3 separate regions of the Homo sapiens genome follow, and regions 1 and 3 are each linked to region 2. A link is a contact called in ENCODE Hi-C or POLR2A ChIA-PET data. All regions are on one chromosome and are shown on one strand. The core of a region is the stretch at or near the end of the contact, and the rest is flanking DNA. Distances in the headings are between cores, read along the strand shown. Region 1 overlaps PPP2R5C (protein phosphatase 2 regulatory subunit B'gamma). Region 2 holds the start of WDR20 (WD repeat domain 20). Region 3 holds the start of ANKRD9 (ankyrin repeat domain 9).

Evidence for each region. Hi-C counts contacts between places; a loop is a spot of excess contacts on that map. ChIA-PET counts read pairs that join two places held with the same protein, here RNA polymerase II (POLR2A). Pooled maps may share reads with other maps.
Region 1: a map of naive thymus-derived CD4-positive, alpha-beta T cell shows a loop between it and region 2 (14-fold over the local background). The contact joins the enhancer-like site here to the promoter of WDR20 in region 2. A Hi-C loop is called at or near these places in 1 of 168 maps with a recorded cell type or tissue (naive thymus-derived CD4-positive, alpha-beta T cell) and 1 of 50 pooled maps. POLR2A ChIA-PET finds 5 or more read pairs at or near these places in 4 of 52 experiments (AG04450, Caco-2, GM12878 and 1 more).
Region 3: a map of CD4-positive, alpha-beta T cell shows a loop between it and region 2 (6-fold over the local background). The contact joins the promoter of ANKRD9 here to the promoter of WDR20 in region 2. A Hi-C loop is called at or near these places in 2 of 168 maps with a recorded cell type or tissue (CD4-positive, alpha-beta T cell and naive thymus-derived CD4-positive, alpha-beta T cell), 2 of 37 single-sample maps with no recorded cell type and 10 of 50 pooled maps. POLR2A ChIA-PET finds 5 or more read pairs at or near these places in 2 of 52 experiments (PC-9 and activated B cell).

What each region holds. Positions count from the first base shown.
Region 1 is chr14:101,790,405-101,793,697 of GRCh38, forward strand. All of the region lies in intron 3 of PPP2R5C (protein phosphatase 2 regulatory subunit B'gamma), which reads left to right. Among named protein-coding and RNA genes, the nearest start is that of PPP2R5C, 30 kb to the left of the region's middle. RefSeq lists an enhancer at 125-194. Within about 2 kb of position 1,623, at least 6 of the 41 ENCODE cell types and tissues checked have a DNase peak (open chromatin) inside an H3K27ac peak, as active enhancers do.
Region 2 is chr14:102,138,379-102,141,867 of GRCh38, forward strand. It overlaps WDR20 (WD repeat domain 20), which reads left to right and starts at 1,519. Exons shown (of 3, transcript NM_144574.4): 1 at 1,519-1,794. The coding sequence starts at 1,546. It also overlaps a transcript of HSP90AA1 not described here. RefSeq lists a silencer at 759-954 and enhancers at 1,555-1,604, 1,615-1,774.
Region 3 is chr14:102,507,973-102,511,045 of GRCh38, forward strand. ANKRD9 (ankyrin repeat domain 9) reads right to left here and starts at 1,804. Exons shown (of 4, transcript NM_152326.4): 1 at 1,557-1,804; 2 at 669-874; 3 at 503-577. It overlaps LOC105370679 (a long non-coding RNA gene), which reads left to right and starts at 2,071. Exons shown (of 4, transcript XR_007064352.1): 1 at 2,071-3,073. RefSeq lists silencers at 592-753, 1,748-2,187, 2,348-2,397 and enhancers at 1,878-2,521, 2,522-3,073.

The sequences.
Region 1 (3,293 bases), core at 373-2,872, 350 kb before region 2:
ATTCACCATTAAGTTCCCCTCCGGGCCCCAGCTGCAGGCACCCACTGATCTGCTTTCTGTCTCTAGACTTACTTTCTTCCGGACACTTCATATAAGCGAAGTCATACCATAGGTAGTCTTTTACACCTGCTGTAAGGTTTTTGAGGTTCATCTGTGTTGTTTCTTTTTAATGCCGCATCATATTCAGTCAGATGGATACACCACATTTTGTTTATCCGTTCACCAGTTAATGGACATTTGGGCTGTTTCTTAGCTGGTATGAGTAACAGTGCTGCTGTGAACATTTGCATAGAAGTCTGTGCGAGCAGATATTTCATTTCTCTTGAGTAGATACCTAGGAGTGGAATTCCTGGCTTGTGTGGTAAATTTATGTTTAGCTTGTTAAGAAACTGTTGGCTGGGCACCGTGGCTCACGCCTGTAATCCCAGCACTTCGGGAGGCCGAGGCGGGCGGATCATGAGGTCAGGAGATCAAGGCCATCCTGGCTAACACGGTGAAACTCCATCTTTACTAAAAATACAAAAAATCAGCTGAGCATGGTGGCACTCGCTTGTAGCCCCAGCTACTCGGGAGGCTGAGGCAGGAGAATTGCTTGAACCTGGGAAGTGGAGGTTGCAGTGAGCCGAGATCACACCACTGCACTCCAGCCTGGGCAACAGAGCAAGACTCCGTCTCAAAAAAAGAAAAAAGAAAAGAAAAGAAAAAGAAACTGCCAAACTGTTTTCCAAAGTGGTTGTACTGTTTTACATTTCCACCAACAATGTATGAGGGCTCTGATGTGGCCACATTCTTGCCAATATCTATTATTGTCTTTTCGATTATAGCTTAATTCTTGTGGGTGTGTAATGGTGTCTCACTGTGGTTTCCATTGGCCTTTCCCCAATGACTGGAAATTTTAAGCATCTTTTCATATGCCTGTTAGCCATTTGTCTCTCTTCTTTGATGAGATGTCTTTTTTTAAGTTGGTTGTCTTCTTCTTGTTGAATTGTAACAGTATGTTTTCCCAGATATGAGTCCTTTATTTTAACAGAAAATAAAATACAGTAAAAATAAATTATTACAGAAGTGAAGTACAAAATACACTGTGTATAAAATAGTGTTTTTATTATTATAGTCAGTAGACATAAGATTACCCTGTTAAGTTGATACGAAAGTTTTGAAACGCTTATTCTCAATTTTTGTTATTCGTTGTAAATCTTCAGATTTGTCTATATGTGTCAAACCCTTCTTTTGAGCTTTTAATTTCAGGGTTTTTTTTTTCATTTATGAAAGTTCTGTTTGGTTCTTTTTTCAGTCTGCAGTGCCATTTTAAAATATTTTCCTATTCTCTTGAACATACCATCAAAACTTGTATGGTATACAAGTTTAGTATAGTATACTAAATAAGTATAGTAAACGCAGCTGTTTTATAGCCTGCGTCAGGTCACACTAGTATCTGAGGTGTTTGACACATTTTGTTCATGATGTCTTATTTCCTTGTGTACCTGATTTTTTTTATTGTATATTGGTCATTGTATTCAGATATGTGAAATAAATTGAAACCTAGAATCAAAGTGTCTTCTTCAATAGGGATTTGTTTTTGCTCTGCCAGACACCTGGAGGCACTGCCAATCTGGGAGTGCCTTAAACCACAACACTGGTTTGTTAAATCAACCGACCCAGTTGTTCTGCAATATATCCCACTTACCCCACTGCGGTTCCTGTAAATGGAAACCTTTTTTGGCTGAAATACATCAGAGGCAACGCTTTATAACTTAGGAGATAGTGACATTATTGTGAGAGATGCATAGCCTCTGGTTGCCTATCATCAGAAGTGATGCTAAATTTTCAGTTTTACTAGTGAATTCAGTTGATGACAGATTGATATCTCTATTGAACAATTACATATTTCCCTTTACAATTCAAAAAGTACTAGTAATAGTCTGCAGTGTATATTTTGGCATCCTACCAATGTGTATTCCCTGTCAACCATGTGCTAATGTCTTGAACAACAGTTGATAATCCTTGCCTGAGTCAGTAGTTTCAGTTTCACTAGCGAATTCAACATTTACTCTAACGTTCTTCTGAAAGCAGTGATTTTTCTTACCAACCAGAGATACTTGGTTATCTTGAAATGGAGCTCCTACTGAAAAAGAAGGATAAGCTTAATTCTTTGTCTTTTATTACCAGTTCCCTCTAATGGTGACAGCTGAAGCTTTTTTCTAGCTTTCTCTTTGTTTTAATATCATTGTGGACTAATATATTGTTGATTTCAGTGTGTTTTCATGTACCAAAAGCATTAGTCTTTCTGGTGTTCAGATGGCATAATTGCAATCATTAAGTGCCCTTTAGGGTAGCTCGTGTGTTTTTTTGTTTGTTTTTGTTTTTTTACATAGCCTCATTTATTTTTGATTCCTTGATTTCTGACACAGTGAGACATCCCTTGGGCTCATTTAATACCTTCTCTTCCCCAGACTTCAAATCAGCCATTTTTCTTTTCTTTTTTTTTTTTTTGAGACAGTCTCATGGTCTCATCCATGCTGGAGTGCAGTGGTGCAATCTTGGCTCCCTGCAGCCTCCGCCTCCCACATTCAAATGATTCTCCTGCCTCAGCCTCCCAAGTAGCTAGGATTACAGGCGTGTGCCACCATGCCCAGCTAATTTTTATATTTTTTGTAAATATGGGGTTTCACTATGTTGGCCAGGCTGGTCTCAAACTCCTGACCTCAAGTGATCCACCCACCTCGGCCTCCCAAAGTGCTGAGATTACAGGCATGAGCCACCACACCTGGCCAAATCAGCTATTTTTCAAAGAGCCCTGGTTCCTTTCAGTAGTAAATATATTAGCAACCAAAATCTGGGTCAGAGGGATGTTTATTGCTACTGGTCTGACATTACTTTTAAATGCTTTCAATGGAGGGAGCGAGGATATAAATTTTCTGAATCGTACATTCATATTGATATTTTAAATTTAATTTTAACATTATAGTGTTTTTGAAGCAGGATATTTCCCTGACCACTTCACGGGCAGGAACTGGACTGCGTGGGTGTGGGAACTAGCTGGCCCCTTCAGCGCCAGCAAGGGCGATCTCCACTTACTCGCTGCTCCACCCCTCGTGGGAGGGGAAGTGCAGGTGAGCTGGTGCAGGAGCACTTTTGGGCACCAGCAGGAGCAAACCCCATACCAGCCCCATGGCAGCGTCTTCAGGGGTCCCTGTGATCCCTGAAGCCCCAGAGAAAGTGTTGCAGTACTCTTTTAGCTCTGCCATCCATGGATGACTTAAGTGTTAACAGCTCAGTGGAGGGTCAGTGGG
Region 2 (3,489 bases), core at 269-2,768:
TGGTAACGACAGAACATACCCTGGTGTTTTAAGATTAGGGAAAGTCGGATAACATCAAAACAATTCTAAGAAAAAATTTTAAGTATTTTTCAGGCTCTATTAATTAAGAAGTACTTCAGTGCTTTTTTTTCTTTTTTTTTTCCAACACTACAAAGGCTAAAGATGTTATTATCAAATGTATTACTACATCATTGGCACAGTTTCTATTGGTATCTACTTGCTTTTTAATACGGAAGATGTTTATGATTTACACTCCTCCTACTTTAGAAATTCTCTCCATTCACTTCTTTTGTGCCCCTCCAGATATAATCTGAACTTCCAGGAATAGATCATTCTTGGTGTTACAAATGTTGGCTTCCCCCCTCCCTGGAATTCTATTAGAATGTTTCTGTCACTTTAGAAGCTTTCTTATTCTGGTGTAACATGCCAAGAAACCCAGGTATAAAATAGTGATTGTTGAATCTTACTTTGACACGTGTGCCCGTCCTTATAAATCTAGACCCTGTACATTACATGCATACAACTATCCCTATGGATCTACTAGTAAATAATCTCACAGACTCCACCTGAGGCTTCTGGAAAAAAAAACAATTACCTTAAATTTTATTAAGAGCTCTTCGTAACCTACTGAGCAAGATCAGTGAATCCTAAAAAGATTCAGTCCCCGGTTCCCAAAGCGCTTCCCCGCCCCGTGTTTCTGAACAGCTGGAGAGGACAAACCTCCGCTAAGAAGCGGAGGCCGCCAGTGCTCATCACACGCAGGAATTAGGATATCTGGCTTGAGAACACCTATGCTGTACCACATTCTTCTCTCCCCCTACCCCGCCTGAAATAAAACATAGTGAAGCGTAAATCTTGAGTCCCTTGGTACCTTCTCAGAAACGGCGGCGAGGAGGCTTCAGAGGGGCTTCCTGGGCGGGGATCCAGACGGTCGCGCGGGTATTCAGCACTCTGGGCGGGACAGTCCCTGTCCCGAAGGGAGGGCCCAGGAGGGGTGGAGCCGTCCCCGCCCGAACACGGGGGCATCCGCGCTCCCCGTAGGGTACCCCGCGTGCTGGCTCCGAAGCGGTGGCCGTCGGGGTGGCGCTCTTCCTCCGCTCTTTGGGGTCCCGGCGCCCCTCAGGGCAGGGCGGGAGACCGCTGAGGAGGCACCCTCAAGTTCACCTCAGGCTCATGACACCAGCCCCGCCGCGGTTCCCCCTGACCGGCTTTCCGCTGGCCCTGGCGGCTGCGGAACGGTCAACTAGACCCCACTAGCTGAAGCCGGCATCACCTGGGAAGCAGCCATGCCGCCCGGAGGCCACACCCGGGGGAGGAGCCTGCGGACGCCCAGTCGGGTGGAGCACGCCAGGTGAGCACGCCTGCGCAGTCGGGCCGTAAACAAGCCCACCCCTTCCCTTTGGCCCGCCCTCGCAGGGCTGGCCCGCGGGTGGGAGGGGCGAGAAGGAAGAGGCAGGGGGTGGGGGAAGAGGGAGCACCAGGAACAGCGCCTGCGCGGTGGGCGTGATCCGGGCACTTAGGGCAGGATGAACGCTGCTTTCCAAGATGGCGACGGAGGGAGGAGGGAAGGAGATGAACGAGATTAAGACCCAATTCACCACCCGGGAAGGTCTGTACAAGCTGCTGCCGCACTCGGAGTACAGCCGGCCCAACCGGGTGCCCTTCAACTCGCAGGGATCCAACCCTGTCCGCGTCTCCTTCGTAAACCTCAACGACCAGTCTGGCAACGGCGACCGCCTCTGCTTCAATGTGGGCCGGGAGCTGTACTTCTATATCTACAAGGGGGTCCGCAAGGTACCGACCCGGGCGTCACCGGAGCCAGCCAGCGGCGTAGGCAGAGGCCGGGAGCAGGGCGGTGACAGTGGGGCCAGGGTGACCGAGAGGGGTGGCCGTCGCTCTTACTTTTGAGTGGGCCGGTAACTCCACTGGGGTACTCCTGAGGAGAGGGGATTCAGGAGTAAGGAGGGTGGTGGCGGTGGCGTTTCGAAGGGGTGGGGGCAGTGGAAAGGGACCGTGGGGCGCGGGGGTTCTGGCTGGGAGGCTCCCGGGGGAGCCGGCTGCGTCCCCTCCAGCCTGGTCCATCAGGCTCTGACATGGCCAGGGAGCGGGCCTGCGAGTCCCCGGAAGAGGTGAGGTGGCCGTCTTGTCTGCTTCGATTGCCTCGCCTCCCTGGAGGGTTGGAAGTCTCGCCCTGGGTTAGAGAACAGGGACGCAAGACGGCTTAACAAGATCTCTGTAAGGCGGAACCGGGGCCGGGAAGCGGAGCATTGAGACTAGGTCAGAAAGAACCTGCTCGGCACGCAGGGCTACTCCACCTGCTGCCGCACTGACACTTCCTAGGAGCCTCTCCTGGTGTTAACATTTCTATTTCCAAAAACATCCGCGGGAGGACGGCTGTCACTGTCTCCGCCGTGGGGACCTTCTGAAAGATTGTTAAGGAGAGTCATCTTGTCCCTTGTAGTATGCGAAGGGCTGAGTACTACAGTTGAAATGATGTTTCCAGTGAACTAAGCTGGTTCAGAGGGGTTGTGTGAGAGTGCCCAGATTAATCTTGTCCAACAAGTCAGACTGTGTCCCAAACAGGGAGTGATATGCTTTAAAAGCTGCTTTAAAGGGACCATCCTTCTTGGCGGGCGAGTTACCGGTAATTCTGTGAAACATGTAAGCATCCTTTAAAAGTATCTCTTTAAAAGCAGCCATTTATTAGAGTTTTTCTTTCATTGGCTATGTAACTATGTTTTCACTGAGAATTGCTTATTTTTGAGATTGTAGTCTTTGACTTGATGTCATGGAAGAGTGAGGAAATTAATGCATCCCACAGCACCTCCAAATAGGACAAGGTGATAAAAGATTAAGTCGTAAATGCATGTTAGCATGAAAATAAATTGTTCATATTGAAGAGTGAACATTCTTCAGGATTTAATATAGCCAGATCCAGTACAGGATTTTCGCTTGTTACAAGAGCTAGGGAAATGACAGTGGTATCTAAATGTAGCAAAGTTGTTTCTTTGATTCAGGGTGAATCTTTTTTTCTTAGTCTTTATGATAATAAGTGTACCACTGTATTTAGGGTATGCTGTTGGAAGTTATTAAGGGTAAATCGCTTGACCTTTTTTTTTTCCTCGTTTGGAATTGCAAAAGCTCGAAGTAGTCTTCAGTCTAGGGGCTGAAGTTTTACTCCTACTCCCAACTTTGTCACTGACTTGTTTGGGTGACCTTGGATAAGTTATTTAACTTCTATTTGCACCTCTTTAAAAAGGGAATGTTACAGTGCACGTTGTAATTAATAATATAATAATCATAATGAACTTTAAGGCCCTGAAACACTCAGTAGATGTAAAATATAGTTAAATACTGACTGTCAAATAAGAAGCTGCTGTCTTGACATTGATAATCAGAGTGAAAGGACCAATTTTGTCTCAGGAAATTAAGTTTAGAATTTTAAGTTATAAAAATTTATATTTATATAAAAATACGATGTGCTTAAAA
Region 3 (3,073 bases), core at 554-3,053, 370 kb after region 2:
CGCGGGGAAACTGGGGAGGCCCGGGGACTCCCCTCTGCCCCTCACACAGCCCCTCCGGTCCTGGCCCACCAGGCCTGTACCTACCTCCAGCCTCGGCCAGGCCCTTCCAGTCACCCTACAGCTCCATCTCTCCGACGCCCAGAACCACCGCCTCCATCCTTGATCTAGCTGTACCTGTTCTCCCTCCTTGAAACTGACTTGCTCTCTGGCACCTCTGCTGGAAATGCCCTTGCTGCCCATGCCCTCAAATCTCCCCTCCCCTCTCCAACCCAGGGACCCACTGGAAGAGCTTCTGTTCCCACCTAAGCCAGGTTCATACGACCCCAAATAAAGAAAAGGCCAGGGAGGGGATGAGAAAGCTTGGGCCCACATCTCAAGCTGAGGCAAATCCACTCTCCAGCCCAAGCGCAACCCTGACCCTGATCTCCGACCCCAGACCACTTGGAGGCCCCTGGAGCCTCTTCCTGGGCTGTTCAGAGGCATGATCCAGACTCAGACCTACCTGGTTCCTGCACCGCGATCACCTAGTTCCGGGGATGTGGGTATATCACAGTCCCTGGCCGAGCCTCAGCTTTATCTGTAAGAAAGGGGAGGGGTGGACGACGGCTGTGCGGGCGGGGTGAGCCTGGGGCGTGGCACCAGCCCTCTATCCAAACATGTTTGCTTACACGTTAGCTCCTGGGAGGAGATAGGAGGGTGAAAACAACCTGGAGACCGGTGTGCACCGCACTGCACAGTCTGCCATCCTCTTCAGGTCCCATACCTCTCTTGATCTCCCCGACTACTAGATGAAGCGGGTACTGCCATCCCACTTTCCAGCAGGGCACAAGCTTCTCCAATTCTCCAAGGTCAGCAAGCCACGGCAGAGCCAGGCCTAGAACTCAGGTCCCCTGCGTCTCAGTTTGGGCTCATTCCAGAATTGGTGGGGACCCCCAACCCACAGGCAATCGAGCTTAGGCCCTGACCCTGCCCTCTGAGTCCCCAGCCCCGACCTGAGCCTAGGCGTCTGACCTCTGGCTCCGTCCCAACCTCCCTACTGCCTTCTTTCAAGGGTAAGCCCTTGGTCACAAGGGGCCTGGGACAGAAGGCAGGCCGCGTCCACACACACTGACTGGGTCACTATCACTGGCAGTAACTGAGTTAAAGAGAGCGGCGCGGTGCGGGTAGGCTGTGGCCCGTGGGCAACACCGTGACTGGAGCCCCTTCCCCAAGCCTGGGCCTCCGGGCCCCAGATATGCCCTGTGCCGGCACGCGTGGGGCGCCGGGCGGGTTACGTAAAGTTCGGCCTCCCCACGTCACCGGGCAGAGTCACGGCCGCGGCTCGTGAATAAGGGGGTTGGGCCATCGAAGGCAGCGCCGCGCCCGGGGCCACCCGCCACCTCCTACCCGTCCCCTCCCGGCCTGCACGGCCAGACGTCGGGCGGCGGAGGGTCGCGGGGCCGAGCGGGGCGTCCGCGCGCAGGTGGCCGGCGCAGCGAGGGCTGCACCTGCGTGCGCGTGTGCCGGAGGAGGAGGGGGCGGCGGCCGCGGGCGCGGCGCGGGGGACGGGGACTCACCATGGGGGGCGCGGGGGCCACAGGCCGGGCGTCCCCGCCCCTGCCGCGGACCGGAGCGCGCGCTGTCCCCCGCGGGCGAGCGGGCAAAGGTCCCACGACGGACGCACGGGAGGGAGCCACCGCCGCCCGCGCCCGCCGCAGCCGCGCTCTGAGCCGCCGCGGCCGGATCGCAGGGCGGCGGTGCCGTCGCCGGCGGCGGGCGGCGGGCGGCGGGCGGCGGGCGGCGCAGTGCGGCCCCGGCCAGGCAGGACAGCGGGACCGTCCGCCGCCGCCATTGGCCCGCGCCGCCGGCCCCCGCCACCACCCATTGGCCGCCGCGCTGCACCATTGTTACGTCACTGGCCGGCGGGCGGGGCGCACCGCTGGACCCGCGGAAAACTTCGGAGAAACTTGAGGGAGCGCCGGCGGGGAGAACGGAGAGGAGGGGCGGGGCCGTGGCGAAAGGGGCGGGGCGTTGATGGGCGGGGGCGGGGCTCCCGGAACCCGAGCTGCGGGCGAAGAAAGGCTCCGAGCTCCGAGCTGCCCTAGCCCGGGAGGGCGCCGCTGCTCTGCGAACTCGGGCGCGCGCGTAGGTGGCCCGCCCTCCGCCGTGCGTGACTTTCCTCGTCGCGTCCAGCTCCCCTTTTCTTTGACCTTACGTGACCTTGGGAAAAACCTCCAGGCTGCTACCCCATCTGCACATGGGAGGGCCGGGGGTAGGAGCCGCGACCCCTAAGGGCTCCACCGCCTTCTGCCCGGCCAGGGTCGTGCCTGGCGCGCCCCCGCTCCAGCTGACCCGCGCAAGGGAGGGAGGGGCGGACGGATGGGGACAGCTGTTTAGGAGCGCGCACTGCGCCCATCTCGGCCTCAACACTCATGTTTCCACTTCGTTTCACGACCACCAGCCACAGTGGACACGATGATCCCCAGTTCACCCGCCAGCAAATCAGGGCTCAGAGAGGTGGCCTCAAAGAGAGGAGCGGCCAGGAGGGAAGCCGGGGGTTTGCCCTGCGGTTCTTCCCACATCTGGGCGGGATAGATTCGATTGGGCCTCGGCCACCCCCACCGTCTCCGTCGGGGGTTCCAAGGTTTGGGGTCATGACCTAGGGGGCTTAGGAGCCTGGGTCCATCTCAACTAATTTATGGCCTCACTCGCCCCCAGCGGCTGGGAATTCTAGGCCCATTTTACAGATGTGGACGCAGATCTGGAGAGGGGCAATGACTGCTCAACCCCCCACCCATCCTCCCAGACACGACCTTCCACCTGGAATCCCCCCACACACGTTCTCAGAGGCCAGGCAGCCGGGGTCTCATGGTGAAATCCCCACATTCCATGCAGGGGCTCTTTCTGGTTCCTTCCCTAGAATGCTGTCCCTGCCCTTCCAGTACTATCTCACCAGGGAGACCCTCCCACTCCCCCACTCCGCTCCAACCAAGCAAGGCCTCTGCCTCGCCCCGGTGGGAGGGGCCTCGTCCAGAGGGCACGCCCCTGCACACACAATCAGCCCTGTCCTGGCTTCTCTGTGTGCCCCAGCCAG